2 separate regions of the Mus musculus genome follow, and region 2 is linked to region 1. The links are chromatin loops, found by intact Hi-C in ENCODE. Cell type or tissue: left cerebral cortex. All regions are shown on one strand.

Evidence for each region. Hi-C counts contacts between places; a loop is a spot of excess contacts. Peaks named below come from ENCODE experiments on the same cell type or tissue, not always from the same donor. Only the 100,000 strongest peaks of a DNase experiment are listed, where the experiment ranks them.
Region 2: a loop joins it to region 1, with 3 times the contacts of the local background. A loop is called at or near these places in 5 of 42 quality-filtered maps.

Annotation. Positions count from the first base shown.
Region 1 is chr8:102,777,915-102,785,914 of GRCm38, reverse strand. It overlaps Cdh11 (cadherin 11), which reads left to right and starts at 804. Exons shown (of 13, transcript NM_009866.5): 1 at 804-1,019. In left cerebral cortex, CTCF peaks have their summits at 813, 1,880 and 4,783 (motif pointing right); DNase peaks (open chromatin) are centred at 2,898, 4,806, 7,182, 7,975 and 4 more places; H3K4me3 peaks cover 6,152 bases; H3K27ac peaks cover 4,293 bases.
Region 2 is chr8:100,846,724-100,854,723 of GRCm38, reverse strand. No RefSeq gene overlaps it. Among named protein-coding and RNA genes, the nearest start is that of Gm39232, 120 kb to the right of the region's middle. In left cerebral cortex, a CTCF peak has its summit at 3,489 (motif pointing left); DNase peaks (open chromatin) are centred at 3,209 and 3,501.

The DNA of each region.
Region 1 (8,000 bases):
GAGGGGCTCTGTGGTGTCCATTCTGGGAGGCAACAAGTGAAACTGCCGGATGGGGGTGTTGCTTGTAATTGGCTGGAACAGAAGCTAGAGACTCTGTCCTGGTGGGGCTGACCCTAAAGAAGGCTTTGCATGTAGGGTAGAACAACATTGAGGAAAAACTCTATTCTTCTCAAGTCCGAATGCCCCTGTCTAGTGTCTTCACCGATTTCCCCGCAAGCGGATTTCTCAAAGGATAGATACCGGGATGCTGAAGGTTCGTGGGAGAGGGCACTGGGCAGGAGTGGTCAACGTGGAGATATTTTCAGAGTGCTAACTGATAAAGCCTAGAATGCGCTCCCTAATTCCGGATTGCCTCCCCTACTTGGGCAATGCCTTCCATCCAATCCATCCTCCGGCGGGCCGGTTGAGGCCCTAGCTTGTCCAGCTGGAGCGGATTTCAGGAAAAGAGGAAAATGGGGGCTCTCAAGCCCTCTCCAGCTTCCCTCCGTCGTCCTTCCTGATTGGCTGTGTATCCCCGGAGCCCAACTTCAGTCGCTCCAGACTGTGTCTGAGCCCCCACAGGAGACGGAGCGCTGCGACCCAGGGCAGGAGGGGCGGCCAGGCCACCTATTCCTGGGTTTGGCATCTCTCGGGGCCCCAGGGGGGGAGGAGCGCCGACAGGGTAGGCATCCATCGCCTCCTCCAGGCCCAATTCTCGGCGTCTAGCAGCCTCGGTTCCTCTCCGCCCCCCTTTCCCTCCCAGCGTCGGCCTCCCTCCTCCTCCCCCCTCACCCGCCCGCCTGCCCGCCACCTCCCCCCGGTTTCTCATTCCTGCCACTAGCGCGCTCCGCGGCTCATTCCGCGGCCGCCGCCAGCTGAGGGGAGCGTCGCGGGCCGAGGAGCAGATGCCGCGGGGGCCGCTCGCAGCCGCCGCCGACTTGTGAATGGGACTCGGACCGGGGCCCGGGCTGACACCGCTGCGCTCGCCCCGTGCCAGGGACAGCCGGCCAGGAGGTCGTGTCCACCCGCAACGGCCCCAGGTGAGGCGCTCTGCTCGGCTCTAGACCCTATCTAGATGGGGCTTCTCGGAGTAGGCAGAAAGGGGAAAGAATTGCTTCTGAAAGAGACTGTTGCGGAAGGGGGAGGTTGCTGGCTGATGGAGATCAGTAAAGCAAAGCAGAAGGGCTTTTTTTTGGGGGGGGGGTGAGGTTAAAAATCAGAGAAAAGGGAGGCAGCCTGCTGTGGACGCAGGCAGAGCAGGGGTTTGAGGCGCCAGATGTGCGCTCCCCGGTTCTTTGATTGTTGCCCCCCCCCCGGGGTGAGGGGCTGTTGCACCAAGGCTTCAGCACAGGGGGATTGCTTTGGGTTGGGGCAAGGAACTGCAGAGCGGAGCTCTGGACACGCAGACTGCTCCCGTGATGTCTCTAGGGAAAGTCGACCCCTGTGCGGTGCCCGCCCGCGCTGCGCCTGTTCCCCAGACAAGATCGCTCTCTGCGGGGTTCCTAGAGGGGATCCTCCCGCGCCTTCCTAAAGAGCTCCCCTAGACCCGGTGCCTGTGTAGAGAGTGCGGTCGAAGCCCAGAAGATAGCCGGCGGCCGGGAGGGAGCGGCGATTGGATTGGCCGCACTTTGATAGTGTGGGTCGGGGGCTGTGGACTGCGGCTCAGAGGCTGGGGGTTGCGGTGTGAGCTAGCCCCTCCAGCCCCCGCCTTTTCGGGGACTTCAGTCACCTATCCTAACCTCCCAGTGATGCAGGGAATGCTCTGTGAGCGGCTCAGACTCAGACTAGACTCGGGCTTGGACTGGAGGAAGCTTTCTAGGGTCAATGTTAACTTTGAGAATCAAACCTTCCCGGAAAGCCTGCGCCTCCTCTCGGAGCGCTCCAAGCCTCCACTGTTTCCTCACAATCGGCCTCCCTCCCTGTGCTTGGCCTCCCAGCCGGGATGTGCTGAGAGCAAGGAGCAGCGGGAAGCTGGAGGCTGCGGGAGCATCCAATTCCCCTCGCAACCCAGCCTAGCCTTGGCAGGGTCTTTTCGCTCCTGGTCCCCGGAGAAAGTGGGACCCAGGAGGCTTCCTATTCTCTCTCTTGCCAAGGCCCGGATTTCACCCGGGCTCCGCACTCCTGCCTTCAGCGGGTGAAAGGTTCGCTAGATGTTCGAAGAAGCCCTGTTGCTTTTTGTTAATAATGCAGCAGGAATTTCACGGGCTATCGCACTGCTATGAAGAAATTGCATCTTCTAATTATTTAACGGTGCCGTTTCTGCATGACGGAGGGTCGTCCCTGAGGGCTGGGAGTGGGTTTGTTAATGAAAGCCTGGCACTGCAGGAGGGTAGAGATTTGTCTAAAAGTCTCCCCTTCATTTTTTTTTTTTCTTCAAGAAATCTTTAACGATGGCTCCCGAATCCTTTCCTATTTTCTCCTGATCGGTCTTATCTGTGGACTAGGAAGCAGTAAGTTTTGGGTTTAATCACAGAAAGCAGTGATAATTAATCTGGCGAGAGGATAGATCAATTTCCTTATCTCTAGGGCTCGTAGCAGACGTCCAGGGGTTTGCGGGGTGTCTGGAATTTCTGGGGACCGGTCTACAGATGTGTTCTCAGGACCGAGGATCCCTCTCATCAGCATATTAACGAGGCTGAACTGAGTGCGAGCGCCTTTAAGGGTAGCAGAGAAAAAAGAGAAGGGACTGGCCTTCATTTCAATAATGTTGGAATTGTTTTCTCTCATAAGCAAGGAGACAGAGCCCCAGAACCTAGAAAGGGATGCTCAACCCCAGCTGCAGGCAGCTTGGTCTTCTATCAGAACAAAGGAATAAAAGTTACAAAACAAAGGGACATAGCTGTGGCCAGTACTAGAGGGACCCTGAAGCCACAGGCACATTAAGTTCCTTAAACAATCTCTGACTCTTAAGTTTTAGGGTTGGCCAGTTAGGCCCTCGTATTCGAACCCTCTGTGCAAAACATCTATCCTGCCTAGTACAAAGGAATGTGATCAGCACTCAGAAGAGACCAGACAGAGGCATCTAAAGGCCAGGAAACTTTGCTGGGTGGAACTGGGGTTTGCATCTTGCCTTCTGAGACAAGGCATTGCACCCCAACAAACATATTGAAGTCCTTGGAGTCTATACTTGTATCTTTAGTAGCAAGCAATGGTTACTGACACTCTTATAATTATTAGTTCTATATGTCCTGATTGGGATGTCATATGGAGAGAGAGAGAGAGAGAGAGAGAGAGAGAGAGAGAGAGAATGAGAGAGAATCTTCATCTCTGGAGTGTGTGTGTGTGTGTGTGTGTGTGTGTAAACAATTAGGATAATGGAAATGAGATGATCTAGTCTTGGAAATTTGTTTAACGTGGATTTATTGCATACTAGGAAAAAAACAAAAGCAAAAAGAAAAAAGAAAGAAAAGGAAAGAAAGAAAGAAAGCCTTTAAAAATAGTTTTTGTGGAAACACTGGGCCATCTTGATAACACTCCAGAATTTACATTATGTTCGGAACGCTTATCAGTGCACCACAGCAAATTACTAGAAACTTAAATTCTATTTTCAATTAAGATGCAATCTTTTGTTAATTTAAATAAAAGTAAAAGCTACAGCTCTCTCTCTCTCTCTCTCTCTCTCTCTCTCTCTCTCTCTCTCTCTCTCTCTCTCTCTCCTCTCTCTGGCACAGAACTCATATTTCCACATTTTCTGTGGTGGCTTCAGAATGTTTATTTGTGGGAGAAGGGTGCAGAGTTGGAGAGCTATGTCATCATTTGGGGGAATGTGGATCAATTTCATGCCCCTTTAATGCACATGTCTTCATAATTCATGGTTTTTCTTTCACTTTGAATAGAATTACATGGCTGCTTTGTCAGGATTCAGGTTTGGAGACCCTCATATGGAAGGGAATCACCACGACATTGACTTCATGGTTTGATTTACAGTCACAAAACCTACACTCCCACAAGCTCTGAGTGTCTGGAAACCTTTCCTATAAGTGCCAATAACCTAGGAATCAGACAATCTACATAGACTTTGATCTACAATATGTAAATCTATGTTTCCGAACCACCTAAACAAGGGCTACACATCTGATTTTAGTCTTCAACCCCAATGCTTTTATGTTGAAAGCTCAAAAGTCTGCTATGTTTATTCGAGCCTATTTTCAACACTGACTTTTTAAAACTTTGATTATTGTGTGCCCATTTACTGACTAATAATTACAAAATACACTTCATGGAGTTGAGGGGAGGCAGTGAACTTTTTCTCTTACAATCAATTCCCTGAGAATTGCTATGAATTTCTAAGTATTCCCTTAGAAATATTCATTTAATTTATATGCTCACTAGTGAGTGATTTTACTGCATCAAAATATACATGCAGTGAATTTCTCCTTTATGAAATTGGTCATTACTTCATCAGACGTTGGCTAATGTATCAAGAGCTCACATTCTTTATTTATAGTTTGAAGACGTCAATGTTTCCACTTCAGAGTTAGTGCTCCAGAAATATATAAAGATATCTAGCCTAACTAAAATTATAAGTTAATTTTTAATGGAAAAAAAGGAACAAAATCCACAGGTTTGTTGGAGGAAGAAAGGAAAAACAGGAGAAAGTTGGAAACATTTTAATTTCCTCGTCTGCATTCACCAGTCCATCAGAATGACTGTGATGGTCATCTAGAGTTTCCACTCTATGTTGGAAGGACTAAAGAACAGAGTGAAGGAGGATAACTAAACATCTTTCTGCTTTACATTTGCACTGACATTGAGAGACTTGTGCATCTATGGGAATGGACTCCTTTGCGGAAGATTGCGCTTTTGGCCACTAGAGGGCAATGGTGACCTTCTCCAACTTTCGACATGGAGCCCCTCTGCTTTTTGAGGGCACCGTGAAAAGCAGTTTTGTTACTAGTCTTGTCTGCACCTCTGCGAAGAGGCCAGATTCCTGTCTCCGCAGCTCGGGCTCTGCTCCGGTAGATTGTGTGCATGACCGTCTTCCGAGTGGGAGGATTTGTTACCGGCAGTCTTTTCGTCCTTCTTTGGACTTTGCTAGAAAGTTGGGAATTTTTGTGACTTGACATTGTCTAAGACAAAGCCTGAGGATTGGGGTTGAGCCGATGATAAGCTAAGGTTAGCTGTCACCGAGGCAGCTATGTGCCAGATGTGCACATGTATGGAGATGGATGAATAGGTGATGCTGATTTTGTTTGTTTGGGTAGGAAGAGCATTTTGATTTGGGAAGGAGAACGGGATGAATTAGAAGTGGGGGAGGGGAGTAGTCCTGATGTGTATTTAATAACATTACCTCTTCTTTCAAGAGGTTTTAAAGACATCTGCGAGACACTTGCAATCTGCAAAATAAATAAATAAATAAATAAATAAGTAAGTAAAATAAGTGCAGTTTAATTTTTGGTAAACACTTTGGAGTATGCAGTTTTAATATAGCAGCAGATGTTTTACTATTACTCTTAACTCATCCCTGATATTGCTGTATAAAACCTAACTTTATCACAGAATAAAATTTAATTCAAATTTAGTCCTCAATCACTGGGGTTTAACCATTAAGGGTTATTTCTTTCTTTCTTTCTTTTCTTCTTTCTTTCTCCCTTTCTTTCTTCCTTTCTTCAGTGATACGGACAGGATAGTTTATGATTAAATTGCATATTTGGGGCTGTAGAAACTTATATTTGCTACTGTTTGGTGGTGTCATTGCTACCGTTCAGAAGAACTGAAGAACTAATGCTATGTCATAATTAAGAGGAAAAATCTATTAAAAATAAGTACAGCTTTAAGTGGATAGTTCTGCATTTATTTATTTATTTATTTACCGAATAGAGTTGCTTCCCTGGTAGTTCAGCAGTAGAATTCTTAGCAGCTCTGAGCTGTGTTGGAATTTGTGGACATTTGATGGAGATGGAATCAATGCAAATGGATTATGGGAGGGACTATGAAGTCACTTAGTGGAAAGTAAGATGAAGTGTTTTGTAAACTGGTGCTCACTCACCACCTGACAGTTGATTTAACTTCTAAAGAAATGGCAATTTTACATTTTCATGGCTCTCGGATAGTGCACATTGGAACTGTAAACCAATTTTCATTGTCATTTGGTTTAGTGGGAGGGCATTTGTAGACATCTGGGATACTTCCCTATAGAAACTGTTGTTCCATAACCTAACAGTTAATTGAAGTTCAAGTCAGGCAAAATATTTGGTACCTAAGGATGCTAAATGAGAAAGGACTCTGATGGATAAGGGGAAGAAATCAGAGAGGGCATAAGAGAAAAATGGGGCAGGGTTATCAACTTTCTCTAAAGTGCTCTCTCTTATTTTTCTTGGATCTTCCAAAGTCCCCAGGTAGAACATTTTGGGGGCTGAGTCTGGAAGTTTCCATAAACGACTCTTCTGCCAGGGAACAGGGCATTACTGTGTGGCTTCTGTAATTGTGTACTCCTTGAAGAGTGTTTGTGAATAAACATCGCTTTCTTATCAGATTCTCTATGTTGTTGCAGATGGGGAGAGAAGCCTTTATCTCCTGATCTGGCCCATCCCACTGGAGTGACTTTTACACATTAAACTCCGCTCTCACTGTTCAGATCTTTTATAAGGAATGACTTCAGGCCCAGTGTCACCCTCCATATAATGGTGACCTAGTTATGAGAACAAGCTCAGTGGTCGGGTGGCTCCTCCCTCCTCTTAATTTCAGACACCTAGAGATCTGTTTCCAGTTCTCCTCAGGTTCCACCAGTGAATGGAGAATTTGAGGAGAGGCCATGGCTCTCCATGTTAGATTTTACTTCTAAATAAGAATAAGCTTGGTGTGACTGGCTCTGATGATTAAACTGAGGGCACTCACTGTGGTCTTTGGGAACATTTTGCCTGTGAGCATGTTGTGAAAGAGGTAGGGTGTTTTTCATCATTGCTGAAGTTTGACCCAGTTATTTAATCATGGCGGTAGCCTTGCTCAGCATCATGGTGACAATGAGGACAGGGAAGGTGAGCTTAGGCCGGTGTTTGCAGGGTTAAACATGCCATTATCTAAACCTTTGTCTTTTATTCATCATGTTTTTTTTTTCCCATTGCTCTTTAAAACGATATATTCATTTATTGTGTGTCTATATATGCGTTCTCTCTGTGTGTGTCTTGCACCCATGGAGGCTGGAAGAAGGCATGAAATCATTTGGAACTGGAGTGAAAGAGCTGTGAGCTGCCACGTCAGGGCTGGAAACTGAGCCCAGGTTTTCTGTAAGAGCAGCAAGTTCTGTTACCCACTGTATCCTCTCTCCAGGTCCTTTTCCAGTAATTTTGACTTTAAAATACGGCATTAAGTATTATTGATTTTGATTACTCAGGGTTGTATCTTAATCACCATACATACATGTTCTTCACGGAGAATACACCATTGAGCTGATCCTGGTCCCAGCCACATCTTCTCAGAACTTTAAGTAGCCTGCATTCAAAGTTTCTTTGTTTATGGATAGCCAGTGAAGACTAACCCACAAACAATGTGAAGACTTAGATGCTTTTTCTGAAAAAACAGACCTCACAGTAATATCTGTGTTCTGAGATTGCTTGAAAGGAAAAACCATGTTGCCCGGTGACTACTGAGCCCCAATAAAAGCTGAAGCTACCGACTGCAGAACTTAGACCCCGCGGCTGAGGAGACACTTCAGTCAATCAAGGGACTTGCTGAGCAAAAAGACCTGAGTTCAATCCCTAGAAATGCCAGTGGCATGCACATGTAATCCCAGCTCTAGGAGGTGGAGACAGATAAATATGCCTGGGGCTCACTGGTCAGCCAGCCTGGCTTATGAGTGAGCTCCAGGTTCAATGAGAGACCCTGTCTCACAAGACAAGGTAGATGACACCTGAGGGGTCGAAAGTTGTCTGTGGCCTCCTCTGGCATGTACACACGTGTCCTTGGGCTTGTGCCCATGCATGCGCCTGTGTGCATACACACAGCCCTTCCCCCGCACACAGAACTGGGATTTGGTTTTCTAGACTAACGATGACAGCCAGCAGCTCCTACTTTCAATGATT
Region 2 (8,000 bases), 1.9 Mb after region 1:
AAAACCTTGTTAAACAAAGGTGTCAAACACTGCAGAGAGGCCCCTGTAACAGAGACACACACTCATGTGCTCGTGTGCGTACGCGCACGCGCGCGCACACACACACACACACACACACACACACACACACACACAGGGTCAAGGGGCATGGAGGACTAAAGACATGGATTCTGGCTTTTCACAGCATGCATTAATAGTCTAGTCTTTGTTTACAGAGCCACAGCTCCCCTTGAATCAATGGATTCATATGTCTACATACTTCATAATGTGTGTGGCTTGTGTTTCCATTTCTTCTGTTCTGCTCATTGTTCCTTCTTCTTGTACTAGATTCTATGCTCTTGCTTTTCTTAGATGTCCAAAATCCATGGCTACATATTTCCTGTATAATGAGAAAATAGCCTACAGATTATCTTCTTTATGTTTGAAAAGCATATTTACATTTGACTCCAATGTCTGTTTTACCCCAGTTCCTATCTCTATATTGATATCCTCTGAATCCTTTGTTCTGTGTAGGGCGGTTTTGATCACAAAATCTACTCAATATGTGTGGTCTGAGATTCTCCTCAGAGAAGTGATTCCTGAGAAACCTCAGGATAGTGGTTCAAATTATAATGGTGGCTTCATGTCATTATTACCCGTTCTCTTTTTAACAGCCCATCAGAATCAAATGTATTAGTGCTAGTTGCTCTAAATATTGAACTTAGGTCAGCATTGAGGGGACTATATAATAACATACAGAAAAATTCAAATATTTAAGATAGAATAATATTTCATCTGCTCTTTAAAACCTACTATGCAACTCACTGTTTCCAAAATAAACTATTCTTTTATCTGTCCCTCTGGTCTTCTGGTGCTTCAACCTTGTCCAGTGTAGGAAAGAAGGGATGCTCCATTTATGTTTTAAGCACTTTCCCATGATGTCTAAGAGTCCTGACCATCATCTTATGACCCTCCTCCAACACTTAGTCCTGACACACACATATTCAATATTTGAATAATTCAAGCCATAAGGAATACCAGCCTGATAGTCAAGTTCTGTCTACTCTAACAGTAGTATAGCTCTTATAAAGGTAACTCACTGCATTCTGATAGAATCTGATACCTGTTCTGTAGCAGGCATTTCACATCTGCTACTGTAGAGTTGGCTCAAGATCCAAAGATGGGGAGGTCATAGACCATAATGACAAATCCCTTGCTTCTGTTTTGGTAAATGTCTAAATGAACATTTTGTCAAACATCTCCTAAATAATTAAATTTGTAGTGACAGAAAAGTGCTACTGTCAACATTTGTCAAAAGAGCCTCCTTTTGCAACAAAAGGTAGTTAACGCAGACACTCATGACTGGTCAAGGTGTTGAAAAGAAGCAAGAGTTGTGTGCTCTCTCTTCAATAGGATAGTCATATCACCCCTTCTGTGACTCAGGAAACATCAAAGAAGAAGGGGGAGGAAAGAATGAAAGATCCAAGCAATAAAGAGCTGTGCCTCAAGATGCTGTCACCTGGGCATGACACTGTGGTTGCACTTATGAACTGACCCGAGTATCACATGATGATTGCACTTATGAGGTCACCTAGTCATCACATGGTGGTTTCACGTATGAACTCATAGCAACAGTTGCCTGCACAGCACCTGAATTAAACTGGGTCTTTTATCAACATTCAGTTATGATTGGGGATTGCCTATGGTGCTTTTCCCTGCCACCTGGGAACTATTTGAAGCTTACATCTGCTTGAGGAACTAAAGTCTTTACTAATCAGTCTACTGTTGAGTGCTAGCATCACACATGCTTTCACAGGGAGTCCCTGAGTAAACTCATTGGGTCTCAAAGAAAAGACAGGATATTGGAAAGGGGACTTGTTTGTAGGAAAAGGTAGTGTTGGTGGTGAGAGGGTAATAAGACAGGTCTCGAGTACATTTTAGCAGAATGTATTCTATATAGTTATAAAACTAAGACTTATCTATGGCCTTCTTTAAGTAGGTGTATCCTCTTGGAGAAAGTGTGTCCCTGGGGAGTGGACTTTGAGTTTTAAAAAGCCTGAGACAGTTCTAGTCTCTCCCACTGTTGTCTGTAGATATGGATAAAGGACTCTCAGCTACTTTTCCATAAACACATCTGTCTGTGTGCTGCTATACACCCTCTCATAATGATAATGGACTAAACCTCGGGACTGTAAGCTAGTCTTAATTAATAGCTTTTTAAAAAATAAGTTTTCTATGGTCATGATGTCACTTCACAGCAATAAAACACTGATTTAAGACAGTATTCACAATAATTTTATACATTCGTTTAATAAAATGGCTGTCTTTCTCATTATCACGATATTTTTAAAACAGACATTTTGTTTTACCGTATGTGAAGGAATGGCATAAAGGAGGGAGGGAGAAAGAAAGAGAAGGAAGAGATACCACATTGATAGACAAAAAGCACACTTCTCCAAAATATGTGTACTCTTAAATTATACGTTAACACAAATAAATGTTTAAAAACTACATTATTTCAACAATGTCATCATTTCTCTTTTTTTCCTTTTTTTATTAGATGTTTTCTTCATTTACTTTTTCTAAGAACATAGTGTATTTAGGGAGACAAAAGATCTTTGTGTAAATATCCACACTCACAAATTTCCATGGTATAAAAACCACATTTTTTTAAACAAGTAAAGGTGTTAAATTTGGCTTTAAAGGGAATCCAAACATTTTGTGTTGGTTTGATCACTCTATTAATGATAGCAACTTCACCAATATCATTGCTTCATTGTTTCATTATACATGTATATGCATATATGAATACGTATACTCATATATGTATGTATTCAGTTTACTACACAATATCCATGTTAAATACATACTTCCTAAACTGTATATAATAGTATCATCTTCTTTACAGATTAAAACAGATTAAAAGAACAAGTTGTTAGATTATTTTGGAGCTAAAATAATAGTCTACATTCAACCATGTACAAAACAATTATTATGAAGTCAATGTATAATTAAAAGAATGAAATTTTCACCAGAATACTCACATGCTGTCCAAACAAAAAGTCACCATGGGCAATAGAGTTCTGTAAGTGAATAGAAAATCACTGATTGCTCTGCAGCTGAGCAGTGAAATGGGACAATACTCAGCAGTAAAATAGCCACTAAATCAAAGGCAGCACATCAAATCAGTCTATACAGAAAGAAAGTAACGCTTAAGGGATCTGCTTGTGCTAAAATTCACTATAGTACTGTGCTTATGTGAACACATTTTCACATGAGCAAATAATAGGTCCGTGGCATATAGGAAACACCTCTGTCTTCTGTTTCTTATAAAAAATAAAATGTCCCACTAATATTGTTTCCTATTTCTCCTCTCTCAATACCTCTGAAATCCCCTTTATCCTCTTCTGACAAACAGACATAAATTGAATTAGCAAGGAAAAAAACAAAAGTGTTTTCCCCTAGACTAGATACCACAATCCAGTCATCAGACACTGTCTCTCCACTGCCATCTTGTGGGCAGGATGGTATTGTGCAGCACTTTTATTTTTCGTGGTCACATTATGGACATAAAGCAGGAGTCAGTGAGAAATTGTGAATCATTGGATACTCTAAAGAAGCTGTAGATGGCCTTGCTTAGGTCTTATACTCATCATGTTATTCATGTGAACACAGACACACACACACACACACACACACACATCACACACATTATTTATTAGACAAGTCATGTTGATTGTGAGCTAGAATACCCAGGTACCCATGCACAGTGATGTCTCTTTATGTACCATAAGTAAAATGAGGTGAATCAGCATCATCAATTATTTTAAAAATCTGCAAAATCATTTGCCCAATTATTGCTTATGATTCTGTACGGTCTTAAAATTTGAAAGGGATTTTTAACCACTCCACTGCCTCTCACCTTTTCATTACCTCAACTCTTTTCTTTTTATTCAAATCATTCCTTCAATTACTCATAAATCAAACAATTTAGGTATAGGGATGTGGCCTTGCCACAGCATCTGGTCCATTTAGTTCCTCCTGTTTTCCTCTTCATCTCTTGGGCATGATCAGGTAAGCATTTTCCTCTTCCCAGGCTCTTTCACCACGGTGTTCTGTCTCAGCACAAAGCTAGACTAGATCAAGTCAACACGAACTCACATCTCTGGAAAGCTGAGTCAAAAGATACATTGTATCCTTTTGCGTGTTAATCTTAGGTACTTTGTCTCACTGATGGAAAGTGAAAGCCTTGCCTGTAAAAGAGATGCAAATCCTGACTTCCATTGGCTAATTGAAAACTTAGACCCATTATCCTGATTTTTAAAATTCTAAACATTGCCTTAATCCCAGCTCACATCTGTGGGTGGAGTACCAATCACAGATACTATATTCGAAAGCAAAGTTTCTCAAGCTTGTAACCATTAACAGTTTAGGGAGATAGGTCTTTGTCATAGCCTTTGTGACAACAGCATATTTGACCTTTGCACCAGCAGACATTTGACAGTGTCCTCAGACTACCCACTAAAGACAAGTTACCTCTTCTCAGTAAGGCAGACATGTGTCACCAGTGATGCCTTGTCACATGCTCTGGTGACAGCAGCTATGGTCAGCAGTGTCACACAGAAGGATCATCCCTGGTAACAAACCATCGTGCATCAAACCTAAACTTCTAGAAATCTCTACAATATGTATTGCTCTGCCCTCCCCACGCCCCATTTTCCTAGTTGTTTTGAGTGATGTCTTTCTCTCCCTGTCAATGCAGACACATTTCAGAACTTATTGAATTTCTTCACATGCCCATTTCTAAATAACACTCTTACCTTGGATATATATTCTTCAACATTTTACCACCTTTATTAGAAAATATTTTAGTGTGATGACACGCTGCAAAAAATTCTTTGTTTCTAAAACAGAATTTCTCAAAATACATTCTGAGAGCATCTATTATGTATTTGTAAATTTTGTCCATATATGGTAGAGGGATATATATTTGTGTGTGTAAATATTTCTCTTTTTTGTCAAAATTGGACAAATGACAAAATATGCTGAACACGAATATTCATGATGCACATTAATATCAAGGATAGGTAGGTGGTTTCCATGAATGCAATTATTTATAAAATTAATTTTATTTTTCTCAAATATTTTGACTTTGAGCTGTCAGTGAATGAATCATGATTAGAGAACTCTGGCTAAGGAGTCTTTCATTAAGATTTTCTGCCTCTTTGATTTTAAAATGTTATGAGTCTTTGAAATATTTTGAAATGAAATTTATTATTTATGAGTCATGTTTATGTGTGTCCATATGTACATACTTGTGTGGAAGTCAGAGGACATCCTGCAATTTCTCTAACACTGAGTCTTGAGACAAACTATCATGATCAGGCTTGGTATGAAATGTCTTTATCTACTGAGTGATCACTAAAGGTTGAGTTCCTTTTTATTTAGTCTCATAAATTTTGGCTAGGTGGGAAAACATATACTTTGGGCCAAAAAGGTATTGTCATAAAATCTGGTCACTAATTAGGTAGGCTGAATTTCATGACTACAGTGTGTAAAGGGAGTGAACACTGAGAAATGATTAGAGAAAAAAATGGGTTATTTATTAATCAGAACAATGCCAGAAAACATCAAAAGTAAATCTTAATCATTCATGTTTATTTTTCCATTTTCAATTATATAGGCATCCCCTATTTCTTAGCAAAATTCATGTTGAAACTTACTTTTCTATTTTGTTAACACTAAAGGTAAAAATCACTAATATTCCTCTGCCTTTAATCCCAGCACCTGGGAGGCAGAGACAGGAGGATTTCTGAGTTCGAGGCCAGCCTGGTCTACAGAGTGAGTTCCACAACAGCCAGGGCTATACAGAGAAACTGTGTCTTGAAAACAAACAAAAAACAAACAAACAAACAAACAAAAATCACTAATGTTCTTAAAAGTTTACTCCTTTTTAATTTAGATTAAACATTAAGCTGCAAGAGGAAAATGTGTTCTGTGGATTCCCAATAAACAGGACAGTGATGGTTGGTTCAGAAAAACTATACTCTTATATCTACTTGTAGCAGGAAGTTATGGTTGTAGAAGGAAGTGTCTATATATTCTGTGTTTGTTCAAGATGTAATGGCTTCTATTTTCACCCAGGGATTTAGAAAATAGGACAGAAAATACATCTAGCATGTCACATGCAATTATTACAATTATAGTAAACTGCTGATAAAGCAACTTCACCTCCAAAGAGGAACTTTAAATATAACCCAAGAATACATCTCATCTTCATATTGATCTTATAAATTAATAAATGTATACACAGGCATACAAAATGAAAATTTACTCTGCAAACAAGCCACAAGCAGCTATGTTCTGCAAACAAGCTCGAAGCTGGCGATGATATAAGCAGGAGGTCTCATTCACACCGGTGTCACAGAGATTATTACTTCAAGGGCAGGAAAGACTCATGAAAGAGAAAGCAAGTCCTAATTTAGAAGAAAAGAATGGATTTGGGAGGAAGATGGGAAAAGCATGAGTGCTGTGTAAGCACTGGCCACCCTGATATCAGATTAAAAGCTGCTGTCCTCTGTAACAAAAATGTATGTCTCAGATGAAGAAAATACTGGCAATAAACTTAAACATGTGAACAATAGAAATTAAAGACAAGAGTATCACTAAAAAAAATAGGATCCAGAAGTTATTTTAGGAAGAAAATCTGCGTAGTGAGTTTGCCTCTATCTAGTATGCATCTTTTGAGTAATGTTTGCCTCCCTGAGATTCAGTGTCACACAGAAAGAACATAATGGAAGGAAAACTTTCACAACTTGGAAGAGATTTCAGTCTCTTATAGCATGGGCAGTAGCCTGACTAGTCTTTATGTCAACTTGAGAAGGGGGATTCTCAACATAGAAAGGGCCTCCCTAAGATCAGTCTGTAGACAAGCTTGTGTAGCATTTTCTTAATTAATAATTAATGTAGCACTTCGGGGGTGGTATTGCCACCCCTGAGCAGAACCTCCAGGATTGTGGAAGAAAGCAGGCTTACAAGCCATGGGAAGCAAGCCAGTAAGTGAGACTTCTTCATAGGCATGAATCAGCTTTTCCCCCAGGTTCCTATCCTGACTTTTCTGAACGATATACTCCAAGTTGTCCGATTTAATAACTCATTTCGCCTTCAAAGTTGAATGTGAGCATGATGTTCTATCACAGCATTAAAGACCATATCTAAATCAGAAGCCATGGTGATGGGAATGGCATTGTTCGCCGTTGGAGCACGTGACCTTGAAGCATGTTCCCCTTGGGCAGACAATAAAGTAGAGAAAGCCAGTGGGGAAAAGAAGGGCTGGCAGCTAGTGATTCTTGTTTATTAACTTTGCTCAAAACCTAAAAGGCTCTACAGCCTTTAAAATAATGATCATATATATAAAGAAAGCTGGTTAAATATATATTAATAGAGACTCATAACTGAACCATTTTACAAAGGAGGAGTTGGGGAAATAACATGATATTATGTCTTAAATGGAATAAAAATGTAAATGATTACTTTGTATTTATATTGCTTTGTGTTAACGTGTGTGTGTGTGTGTGTGTGTGTGTGTATGTGTGCGTGTGTATGTGTGTGTGTGTGTGTGTGTGTGTGTGTGTGTGTGTGTTAGAGTTTCTATTGCTGTAACAAAATGCCATGACCCAAAAGCAAGTTGGGGAAGAAAGAGTTTGTTTGGCTTACATTTCCAGATTAAAGTCCATTCTTGGAGGAAATCAGGGCATGAATTCAATCTTAGCTGAAATCTGGAGGGAGAAGCTGATACAGGCGGATGCTGCTTACTGTCTTGCTTTGATCGCTTCCACAGCCTGCTTTCCATAGAACCCAGGACTACCAGCACAGGGACGGCACCATCCACCATGAGCTGGGCCCTTCCCACTTGATCACTAGTTGAGACAATGCCTTACAGCTGAATCTCAGGGAGGCATTCCTCAATTGAGTGTCCTTCCTCTCTGATGACTTTAACTTGTGACAAGTTGGCATAAAAA